Regions from separate parts of the Homo sapiens genome. Here region 2 is linked to region 1. Evidence: chromatin contacts called from ENCODE Hi-C or POLR2A ChIA-PET data. All regions are on one chromosome and are shown on one strand. The core of a region is the stretch at or near the end of the contact, and the rest is flanking DNA. Distances in the headings are between cores, read along the strand shown. Region 1 overlaps KLF12 (KLF transcription factor 12). Region 2 overlaps KLF12 (KLF transcription factor 12).

Region 1 (5,516 bases), core at 439-2,938:
GGAGCCTAGCTTTTAATCACTAAGACAAATTTCATGATCCTTAAGAAACTTCTAAGTTCCAAAGACAGATGAAATCAAGGTCCAGAAAAATTTAATATAAGCATACTACAGTTTTTCCTAATTGCCCTCTAAAGTGGCACGCCAGTTATTGCACACAGTGACTTTCAATTAGACTCATCCATCTAATTTCCATGATACTTCCTAGACTGTGAGACCACAGATAAAAAAAACACTCTGGGGTCTCAGTTTCTTCACCTGTGATTAAAAACAATCCCAATGATGTCCCAAGTTCTAGCAAATAATGAAAAATTACTCTGCAACCTCTGCCATAACTTCCAAGTATCCCGAGGCTAATCTGATCCTTTTCCCACTGAAACATGGTGGCACTCTCTGAGCAAAAGTCTTTAATTTGAAGGAAGCATCCTCCTAAATAAAGGTTCAACTACTTTGAATACGTAAAGTATTGTAGAAATCAAGGTCACACATGATTTTTATACCTTGACGTTATATGATAGCTTTCTGAAACTTTTAACTGGAAAAAATATAAAAGTTGTGCCTTTCTAACCATAAATTTTAAGAAGTAAACAAAAGAATATATGAATACATAAGCCTTAGTCACATATAAACACCTATACTACATACTTTGGTGGGGTTTTTTTGCACTAGTGCTTGCTTTCAGAAGAAAAGTGCCAGCAGAGTCTTCCTCAGTTGTCTTGAGACTGTGGTTACCCTATTTCTAATAAACAAGGCAGCTTCCTGTCTCTGGCTTCTCATTGCTAAATCAGGGTTGAATTCTGGCAGCTTTCATAGCCCTGACCCCTGAGTGCACCCATGTTAAAGAGTGTCTGCTTTGCTTCATTCCTTATTGTAAAAAACGACTCATCATGGAGCACCTCTTGTTTTAAAATCTTGCTTTTCATCAGTGAAGCTCAAAATGAGTTAATTTCTTACACTCAAAACTTAGTCTCTCATTTTCTCTATATTTGTCTCTATTTGGTTGATGTATCTGGACTTTTTCTAAGTCTCTAAAGGGATGAAGCTGTGTACACTTTTAGATCGTTTCGGAAGTGGTTAAAACAGCATCCTGTAGATGATTTTATGATCAATCAAGTATTCATTTATGCTTTTCTCTTAAGCATCTTTAGTGACTGAGCCCATAAGGCAAGAGTTCATAGTCAGACAATTAAAATGCACTTCATGTTACAAAACAATTTTTTTAAACAAGTGATAGAACTTGTTCTTAAGGGCTTAAAAATGCAATTTACAAGTATTTTCTTCCACTTTGGGGTTGTTCTGAAGTAATTTACTGTGCAGCATGATATTCAATTTGTCTTCAATATGCTGATAAATTATCTATAAATCTGTCTTTGTTTTGCTTGTAATCTCTTACAGAGCTGTGTCAGCAAAGGGCATCCTTTGCATTTCTGACCCTTTTGTGTTAAAAAAGAAAAACGAAAAAATCCATCTAGCTCTAGAAACAAAAGATTTCATCTCCAGCTTTTCACCATCACCATTTTCCTAACCCACAGGAACCTATTTTGTTGGATGGTTGGTCCCTTGACAATGAGACCCCACTTGAAATAACCTGAAAAGGCTAGAGATCCTCTTCACCCACTTTCTGTGTGGGCCATTACACAAGCCCTCATGCTTCCCAGAGATGTCAGAGCCCCAGCCGGTGTGAAATGGTGATGCTGTCAGTCAGCAGGAAAATTTTTTGCTTCGGAAAAACCTCTCTCTCCGAGCTTCCTCTGTGCCGCACCTCCAGCTGCCTCGGTGCACCATGTCAGGGTGCTAAAATAGCTCAGGCTTGATGACTTCACTAGTTCTCACAAACAGGCCAGTTGGCAGAACTCTAATGCAGTCTGCTCCTGAGTGGAAGACATTTTTTTTTCTCCCCACCATCCTCTAATATGAATACTTAGTTTCATTTTGACTCTGGAAGAAGTCTCCTTTCTGGGAGTCAATTCAGCACAAACTTAATGCAAACGTTTCAAAATGCTTTAAGGAGGCTTGAACTAAAGAGCTACCCTAAAGCCAATACCATGCATTCAGACTGCACTATTATTTCCTATGCTAACCTTCAAGGACATCAAAACTGCTAGGTAAATTAACCTTATTTAACAACCTTCATATTTCATTTATCTTAGGGCCAAATATCTTCCTCAAGAATAGTATTAATAACTGATAATCAGCCAAGATTTTAATGTCTTATTTCTCAGGTTTACTCCTTTCCCACAAGTAAGGAGGTCAACAGAAAATATCAAAGTAAAAATTAACTACCACTACATGTACTCAGCATAAAATGACAGGGGGCCTTTAAAGGCAATGTCCTGTAATCACAGCAAACTTTAGTGATTAATACTCAAATAGATTTGAAATTTTTTTTACAGTATAAGGTACTCATGCACTAAAAAAGGTGTTCTGTATTAGACTACCAAATTTTATTTTAGTATTTATAATTTTCCCTTATAGTTTTTCACTTCCTTTTGTAATTACCACATACTAGCAAAAAAATACTGCAAGAAAACTAGAACTTTCTGATGTTCCAGTTTCCTAATTCAGTGCTGTGCCCAAGCTGCCCTTTGATTCCAAAAGACAGCATTTAGATTAACTGCTTCAGTGCCCTGTGGACACAAAATTTATGCCCAAAGAAGAAGCTTCCATATGATTCTATAGACATGAGCTAATAAAATAATTTGGTTCACTGGTTTAAGATGGTTCCTCTAAAAGGGGTGCAATATCCCTGTCCCCAAAAGAGGAAAAAAATCACAAACATTCTATTCCCAGCACCCCTCAGTTCCTCTCACTATCTGTCCATTACAAACAGCATCTAAATACCACTGCCATCTTGCAATGGTGATGATGGAAAACCACCCCTCTCCATCACCAAGAAAAACATCACAGGGATTCTCAGAGAACACATAGGCTCATATATAACTGTATATTTTTAAAATGCATTTTACCATACAATGATTTGTTCATTCCATAAACATTTGCCTAGTACCTTGCATGTAGCAGGTATTACATATGATTTTCTACAGGCATGAACAGTGTCTTCGTGGATTTCACTCACTCAATATTAAGTATTATAAAGTCACATAACTTTAGCAAAATGAGACATGGGTGGCTGCAATCGTTTTGTTTATGTTAATCCAGTGACTTACAAAATTTGGTGTTGATGATACATCCAAAGAAGCATTGGAGTCCAGAATTATAATAACCAGGGACATTTTGGACATAGTCCAGAGACATGACCCTGAAATTAAGAGTTATCATGTCTCTCTGCTGTAGAGGCTAATAAACAAAGACACAATGGAGATTCTGAATGCTGAAAGGTCAATTATAAATGTCATTACAGACACAATAATTCACAGAGGAATGAAATAGGCTGAGTAGTTTGTGATGCTGACTGTACTAACCATCAAATTTTAGACCATAAAGGACCTTAGATCTAAAAATCTCACACTGTACTAATGATGTCTAGAAAGTCTGTGTGATTTGTACAAAGTCACAAAGTCACACAGGTACTAAGTTATCTCAGAATCAATGTTAGTTTTATTCATCCTGCATTCTTCCCATCATACTACTCTAAGTCTGATTCACACACACTCATGTATACGTTATTCTACTGTTTTTGACTCATACACAAATATACATGTACACACATACACATACTTGTCTGCCCAATTCAAACAAAAACACACACTTCAGTACTCTGCTTCTGATTCATATATACATAGACACAAACATTATACTCCCATATCCTGATTCATATACACATACATTCCACTATCCTCCATCTGCTTCATACACACATTTTACTGATTCATACATACAATCTGCATATATGTATATTACTCTGTATCTGATTCTTACACACACACACACACACACACATGTATATATATATATACACACTGTATACTACTCTGTATCTAATTCATATGCACATACATATTGGCATGTATATACACACTGAAATTTAAAACAGCAAATCATGGTCATATTCAAAACACATATATTTTAAAGTGAGAAATTCAGGTGTGAGCCAGACACTTGTGTAACTATGTCAAAGTTACTATAACTTATACAATGAAGTAATTTATCTGGATCTTCATTTACCTCTATAAGAGTCCCCCAAAGAATTGAAAGAAATAAGACCTATCATGATGCAGAAATTCAGTGAACCCATAGGCATCCATCTACATGAAAATTTTTGTCAGGTCAAGGATGAGAATATGAGTGTTTGTGTGTTGTACTGTTTTCTGTAATATGGGATAGAGAAGTGGATATACACAGAATCCAGGGACAGAGGATCATATTCTGTGTCCTTGTTCCAGGATAAATTCCCAGTTTCTGAGCCCATGAAGCAGTGTAGGAGTGACGTGAGGGAAGTGCATGAGCAACGTGGCTTGGGACCGCAACTACAAAGTGTGACCTGAGGAACATCCTCCCCTCTCCTCAAGGGCTGGCAACGTAGAGGGCTCTGAACGATCTCTCTAGACATGTGACATGAGGATTCTAACTGGAGTTAGAATCTCAATCATGAGCCCCTCACAGAGGTTTTATGAAGAAGGGGAGCAAGCAGTAGACAGAGATGGAGAAGACTCTTCAGGGTAACTAGCTGATACAGTAATTCACATGTACATAGAAGACATTCCTGGGGACGCGGACATAAAAAGATTAGGGAGACTTTATGGAGGCTAGAGGTCCTGCAGGAGCAGGGAGGTGCATAAACAGAAAATGTGGATTGTTGTGGATTATATGCTCCATCCACATCCACAGGTCAGTAAGGCCCGTGGACCTGCAGGCAACACTGAGAAGACAAGACTATGAAGAGGAAATATGGAACCCAACATCTGTGGGTTTCAGACTGTACGATGTTATTCTCAAAAAGTCGACTGAAGCAGATGGTGAATATTATGAACACTTGTTTTCTTAAGCTACTTGCTCTAAAAGTCCAGCACACTTTTCTTTATCCATAGTTTTTCTTCATTATTAAATATATCCATTACCAACTCGTAAATACATTATATTGAAAGAGCCTCTGTAGGCTGGGCCTGGTGACTCAGGCCTATAATCCCAACACTTTGGGAGGCTGAGGTGGGAGGATCGCTTGAGCTCAGGAGTTCAAGACTAGCCTGGGCAACATAGCGAGACCTTGTTTCTACCAGAAATCAAAAAAATTAGCCAACACGCACCTGTAGTCCCAGTTACTCAGGAGGCTAAGGTGGGAGAACGACTTGGGCCTGCCTAGAAGGTTGATGCTGCAGCAAGCCATGATCCAAACAATGAGGAACTGCTTTTATGAGCCCTTTAGATAAATTATAGTTTTAATTAAAATATAAAAATAAAACACCAAGAATAATCATGGTGATGTTATATGTGAATATATATCTCTTCCTGGATTTTGCTTAACATTTAAATATCAAAGATAGCTGTCTTTGATAGTCCTCCCAAACTGGGCAGCACCATCACTCTGGCCTTCGAAGGGAGCTATAAAGCTCACTAGTAGT
Region 2 (5,636 bases), core at 876-3,375, 47 kb after region 1:
ATTTATTTTAACATATGTCCCTCATCTCTTTGAGTATATGACTATGTTCTCTGCAATAGCAATAATAATAATAATAATTTGTCTAAATAAACCATATATCATTCTTGTTTACTTAGAGTCTCTTTGGATAAACTTTTTCAATACTATTAGCAATTCAGATGACCACTTCATTCTCACTCCAATTTCTGTATAACTCTTTCAAAAACTCTAAATATGTTCATTTACATATTATTTTTCTTCAAGAATCTAAATGGAACTCTTTAAGAGCAAGAAATAAAAGTTAACATATTTATATCAAATTTTATATGAAGAGCAAATACCCTGTATTTTCAAACATACAGTTGACCTTTGAATGTGGGGGGTGAGGGTCATAGGAGTTGGGGCGCTGACCTCCCATGGAGTCAAAAATCCACGTATATCTTTTGACTCACCAAAACCTTAAATACTAGTAGCTGACTATTGACCTAAGCCTTACTGATGACATAAACACTTGACTAACACCACTGCTATATGTATGTTACGTGTATTAAACACTATATTCTTATAATAAAGTAAACTAGAGAAAAGTTATTTAAAAAATCGTAAGAAAAAACATATTTACTATTGATTAAGTGGAAGTGAATCATCATAAAGATCTTCATCTTCATTGCCTTCAAACTGAGTAGGCTAAGGAGGAGGGGGAGGAGGAAGAAGAGGAAAAGGAAGAATTTGTCTTGTCCCAAGGTAGCATAGGTGGAAGAAAATCCATGTATAAGTAGACCTCTACAGTTCAAATCCATATTGTTCAAGGGTCAAGTATATGTGAAAATTTATGTAAATTAATCATTCATTTTATGAGAAAGAATTTTCCATAAAATCCAAAACACAGAAATGGCATGTTAGATTTTCTAACTAGAAATTAATGTGTAAAATCCAATCACTTCAAAAAAAGAAACAGAAAATGCAATCGAAAACAAAAATGTAATAAACACAAATATTTGAAAAAAAGTTGATAAAACAGATAAATCATCAACTAGTTTTTGAAGATATAAAAATACAAATATGAAATTAAGAATCACTTTTAACTACCACATGGAAATTTTTAACATATATTATCTTTAAATTTCTGCTACTAAATTTAAAAGTAGCTAGAAAATTATTGAAGGTAAGTGTTAATGTCAATTTTTTTTTTTTTAAATAAGAGACCTAACTGGATCAATCACTGCAAAACAGCTTTGCTGGAGTGCAGGGAGCACTGGGGGGAGTAAGTAATTGATTATTTTTAAAAGCTAACAGATATATAAGGTTTCCCAACATTTGAAGAATAGATAATATATTTTGTAATAATTTTTAAAAGAACAGATTATTTGAATGCTGTAAGAAGTACTCTAGAACACAGGAAAAGATGGGAAACTTCCTCATGTATTAGTTAAAAGCAACATACCATGATGTCAAATCATCAATATTTCAAAGAAGAAAATTGTAAGATGTCCAAAAGCATTTGATAAAATTGTAAATCTATACTTGATTGTAATTCTTAGTAAAATAAAAATAAAAAGACAGTTCTTTAACATGATAAAATGTTAGTTCAAGCCAATGGAAATTTCCTACAAGAACACACCAACAATGACCACTTAAGAAATATAAAGAGCAAGGGGAACATTCACAACAGCAACTACTATCAAGTATCTATAGAACTGAAATTATGAAAACCGATCCGTTTTTACTAAAAAGCAACATAGAAGCTTTTAATAAACTGGCAGTATATATCACATTTCTAGAGAAACAAAATAATTAGGAAAGTCAAATGGAAGAATGAAGTGAGAATCATAGCTAAGACTTTTGGGGAAAAAAACAGGAAAAAGTATAATATTGAAATGATGTGGGACTAAGAGAGGATAGTAAACTTTAGCCAATGCTTACAAGATTTTCAAATTTTTCAAGAAAATTTGGAAATCTAGATTTTCTTAAGTGAAATGTCACATGTTTCTCTGTAGGCTTAAGTCTTTGAAAGCACTATTTCCAAAGAAAGCATTTCTGTACGCTAAATTGGCCAGAGTGGACCTCTGCCCTATACACACCCAACACTTCCTGCCTCGCCCAGAGCTCAAGTTGCTTCCTATGTTGGACAGCCCCGTCCTCTTTCTCCACCCAGTCAAATGCAACCCACCCATCAACGTGTGGCTTACAGGCCAGTCCTCAACAGATCATTCTTAGAACCTCTGGTATGGCTTTATCATTACTCTCCCTCTGCTACAAGAATTACAGTTCTAACAATAGATTGTAATAACAAATAGTAACCCAATGTATTCTGTCTCTTCCTCTAGAATTGAGAGTAGGAACAGTGTCTAATAACAATACCATCTACTATCTTACTGGCCTTTCTTTATACCAAACACTGAAATGATGCTTTCTACAGAGTTTTTCTGTAACCCTCCCAACAAATGCAAAACAGGTATTTTTCCTACTTTACAGGTAGTACAGTGCTCAGAGGGGTAAGCAACTAAACAGGTCCTGGAAATAAATGGATTCTAAATTCTTTTTTGCCAACTTCACCAATCATATCACAGCTGGTTGGTCTCGGTTGAGTTAAATTTACTTGGGACCCTGTTCTCAAATGAGGGCACTGAGGTGAGAGATACAGCAAAGATAAGAACAACATTAAACATAAGAACTCAAGGGTTTGTAATCTGCAAATAGGATATGAGTACTACATGAAGCCCAAGAAGACGTGATGTATTCTAGTTGTGTATTTGAAATTGACTTCAATAATATAAGTTACATTGGAAGGCTGAGGTGGGCGGATCACCTGAGGTCAGGAGTACGAGACCAGCCTGACCAACATGGTGAAACCCCGTCTCCACTAAAAATACAAAAATTAGCCAGGCATGGTGGTGGGCGCCTGTAATCCTAACTACTCAGGAGGCTGAGGCAGGAGAACTGCTTGAACCCAGGAGGCAGGGGTTGCAGTGAGCCAAGATCCCACCATTGCACTCCAGCCTGGGCGACAGAGCAAGACTATGTCTCAAAAAAAAAAAAAAAGTAAGAATAATAAGAATAATATAAGTTATATCAAAAATTAACCTTTTGCATTAGCAAATTTTATTGATTCACTTGAACTTGATGTACTCAGTGAAGGAAAAACAGAACAGATGGTACTGTACTGTAGCCTGAAAGAAAATTTGAATCATAAGACAACTTTTGAAATATTCTTAATATTCTTGTCATTTAAGGTACCAATAAAGTTCTTATAATACCTAATTTGTATGTTTTGTTGACATCAAAAATGAATCACCTTATAAGAGGCTTCTTTTAAAAAATTAAATAAATCTTTAAAATATCTATAATCAATTTACCTTCAGAGAATTTAAAGTAATTCTAATGTAACCTGCTGAAAAATTCTAAAGCTACAAGCATTTGGGGATGTTTCATGAGCTGTGACTGAAAAAGGAGAACACAACCTAGTAACAAAACTCTTTCACAAGATAATCTGAAAAGTCCAATTAATCATTCACCCTAAAGAACACATTTTTGTTTAAGTGTCTTTAAAAATTCAATAGAACATCTCACATTGAAAAACATTTGTGCCAATGGGGAAAAAAGGTCTTTTAAAAGTACTATGAGTTACTAAACCAGAAATGTATTATTTTAAAGAAGTTAAAGAAATCCTCAAGATGATGTTTTCCTCTTTATTTTTAGACCTGTGAAAGATATGTTTTTAAAAGTTCCACTTATAAAAAAGGCAAATATATTACAGAAAACTAGATCATTTTTTGGCTATTTCTAAATTTGTTCAGTATTTGTTTAAGGCTAGAAAGTCATAAGCTTCAACCAATCATATTTTGGCTCAGATTTTAAGTTATTCATATTTAATATCTGTTCTTTATAGCAAAAATACATGACTCTTCTGCAAAAAGAAAAAAGGAACACCCAACTTATTACCATAGAACAGGGGTCAGTGGACAATGACCTATGGACCAAACAGAGCCATGGCCTGTTTTTGAAAGGCATGCTCCCAAAGAATAGTTTTTACATTTTTAAAGGGCTGTTAAATAAACGTTTATGTGTGTGTGTGCATCTGTGTGTGTGTGTGTGTGTATGATATGTATGCATGACAGTGACCTTATGTGGCTAGAAAAGCCTAAAATATTACTGTCTGGCCCTTACGCAAGTTTACTGACCCTGTCAGAATATAAAAAGTTCTTTATACAGGCATGCCTTATTTTGTTACATTCCATTTTACTGCACTTTGCAGATATTGTCTGTGTGTGTGTGTGTGTGTGTGTGTGTGTGTTTTGTTTTGATTTGTTTTTTTACAAATTAAAAGTTTTTGGCAATGTTGAGTCGAGCATGTCTGTTAGTGCCATTTTTCCAACAGCATGTGTCACATTTTGGTAATTCTTGCAATGTTTCAGACTTTTCTATTATTGCATCTGTATTGGTGACCTGTGATCTTTGATGTTACTATTGGGACTGGCTTCGGGGCAACACAAACCCTGACCTTCTAAGACAGTGAACTTGATAAATAGATGTTGTGTGTGTTCTTACTGCTCCACCAACTGGCAATTCCTTCATCTCTCTCCCGGAGACTTAACAACACTAAAATTGGGCCAATTAATAAACCTCAAAGGCCTCTAAGTGTTCAAGTAAAAGAAAGCATCACCTGTCTCTTACTTTAAATCAACACTAGAAATGAGTAAGTTTAATGAGGGAGGCAGGATGAAAGCAGACAGACCGAAAGCCAGGCCTCTTGTGCCAAAGAGCCAAGTTGTGAATGCCAAGCAAAAGTTCCAGAAGAAAATTGAAAGTGTTACTCCATCAAAAACATGAATAAGAAAACGAAACAGCTTTAATGCTAATGACGGAGAAAATCTGAGTGGTCTGGATAGAAGCTCAAACCAGCCACAACATTCCCTTAAACCAAAGCCTAATCCAGGTCAAGCTCCTAACTCTCTTTAATTTTGCAAAGACCAAGGGAGGTGAGAAAGTTGCGTTGGAAGCCGGAAGAGTTTGGTTCATGAGGTTTAAGAAAAGAAGCCATCTGCATAACATAAAGGTAGAAGGTGAGGCAGCAAATGCTGATGGGGAAGCTGCAACAAGTTATCCGGAAGATCTAGCTAAAATCACTGATGAAGGTGAATATACTAAAAAACAAAAACAAACAAACAGATTTTCAATGTAGACAAAACAGCAACCTATCGCAAGAAGACGCCATGGAGGACTTTCATATAGTTAGAGAGGAGAAGTCAATGACTGGCTTTACAATCTCAAAGCACAGGCTGACTGTTAGGGAATAATGTATCTGGTGACTTTAAATTGAAGCCAATGCTCACTCACTATTCTGAAAAATTATGCTAAATCTACCCTGCCTGTGCTTTATAAATGGAACAACAAAGCCTGGATAATGGCACATCTACTTACAGCATGGTTTATTAAATACTTCAAACTTACTATTGAGATGTACTGCTCAGAAAAGATTCCTTTCAAAATATTACTGCTCGTTGACAATGCACCTAGTCACCCAAGAGCTCTGACACAGACGTATGTAGAACTAGATTAAAGCTGTTTTCATGCCTAACACAACATCCTTTCTGCAGCCCAAGGATCAAGGAGTTACCTCAACTTTCCTTATTATTTAAGAAACACGTTATGTAAAG

The links. A loop is a pair of places that touch in the nucleus more often than their neighbours do. ChIA-PET counts read pairs that join two places held with the same protein, here RNA polymerase II (POLR2A). Pooled maps may share reads with other maps.
Region 2: a map of aorta shows a loop between it and region 1 (5-fold over the local background). The contact joins two enhancer-like sites. A Hi-C loop is called at or near these places in 12 of 168 maps with a recorded cell type or tissue (B cell, aorta, cardiac septum and 8 more), 4 of 37 single-sample maps with no recorded cell type and 10 of 50 pooled maps. POLR2A ChIA-PET finds 5 or more read pairs at or near these places in 8 of 52 experiments (B cell, CD4-positive, alpha-beta T cell, OCI-LY7 and 5 more).

The regions. Positions count from the first base shown.
Region 1 is chr13:74,061,328-74,066,843 of GRCh38, forward strand. The region is part of intron 1 of KLF12 (KLF transcription factor 12); the gene reads right to left. Among named protein-coding and RNA genes, the nearest start is that of KLF12, 70 kb to the right of the region's middle. Within about 2 kb of position 1,689, at least 22 of the 41 ENCODE cell types and tissues checked have a DNase peak (open chromatin) inside an H3K27ac peak, as active enhancers do; they include heart right ventricle, where a contact is called at or near this core.
Region 2 is chr13:74,108,147-74,113,782 of GRCh38, forward strand. The region is part of intron 1 of KLF12 (KLF transcription factor 12); the gene reads right to left. Among named protein-coding and RNA genes, the nearest start is that of KLF12, 23 kb to the right of the region's middle. Within about 2 kb of position 2,126, at least 2 of the 41 ENCODE cell types and tissues checked have a DNase peak (open chromatin) inside an H3K27ac peak, as active enhancers do; they include heart right ventricle, where a contact is called at or near this core.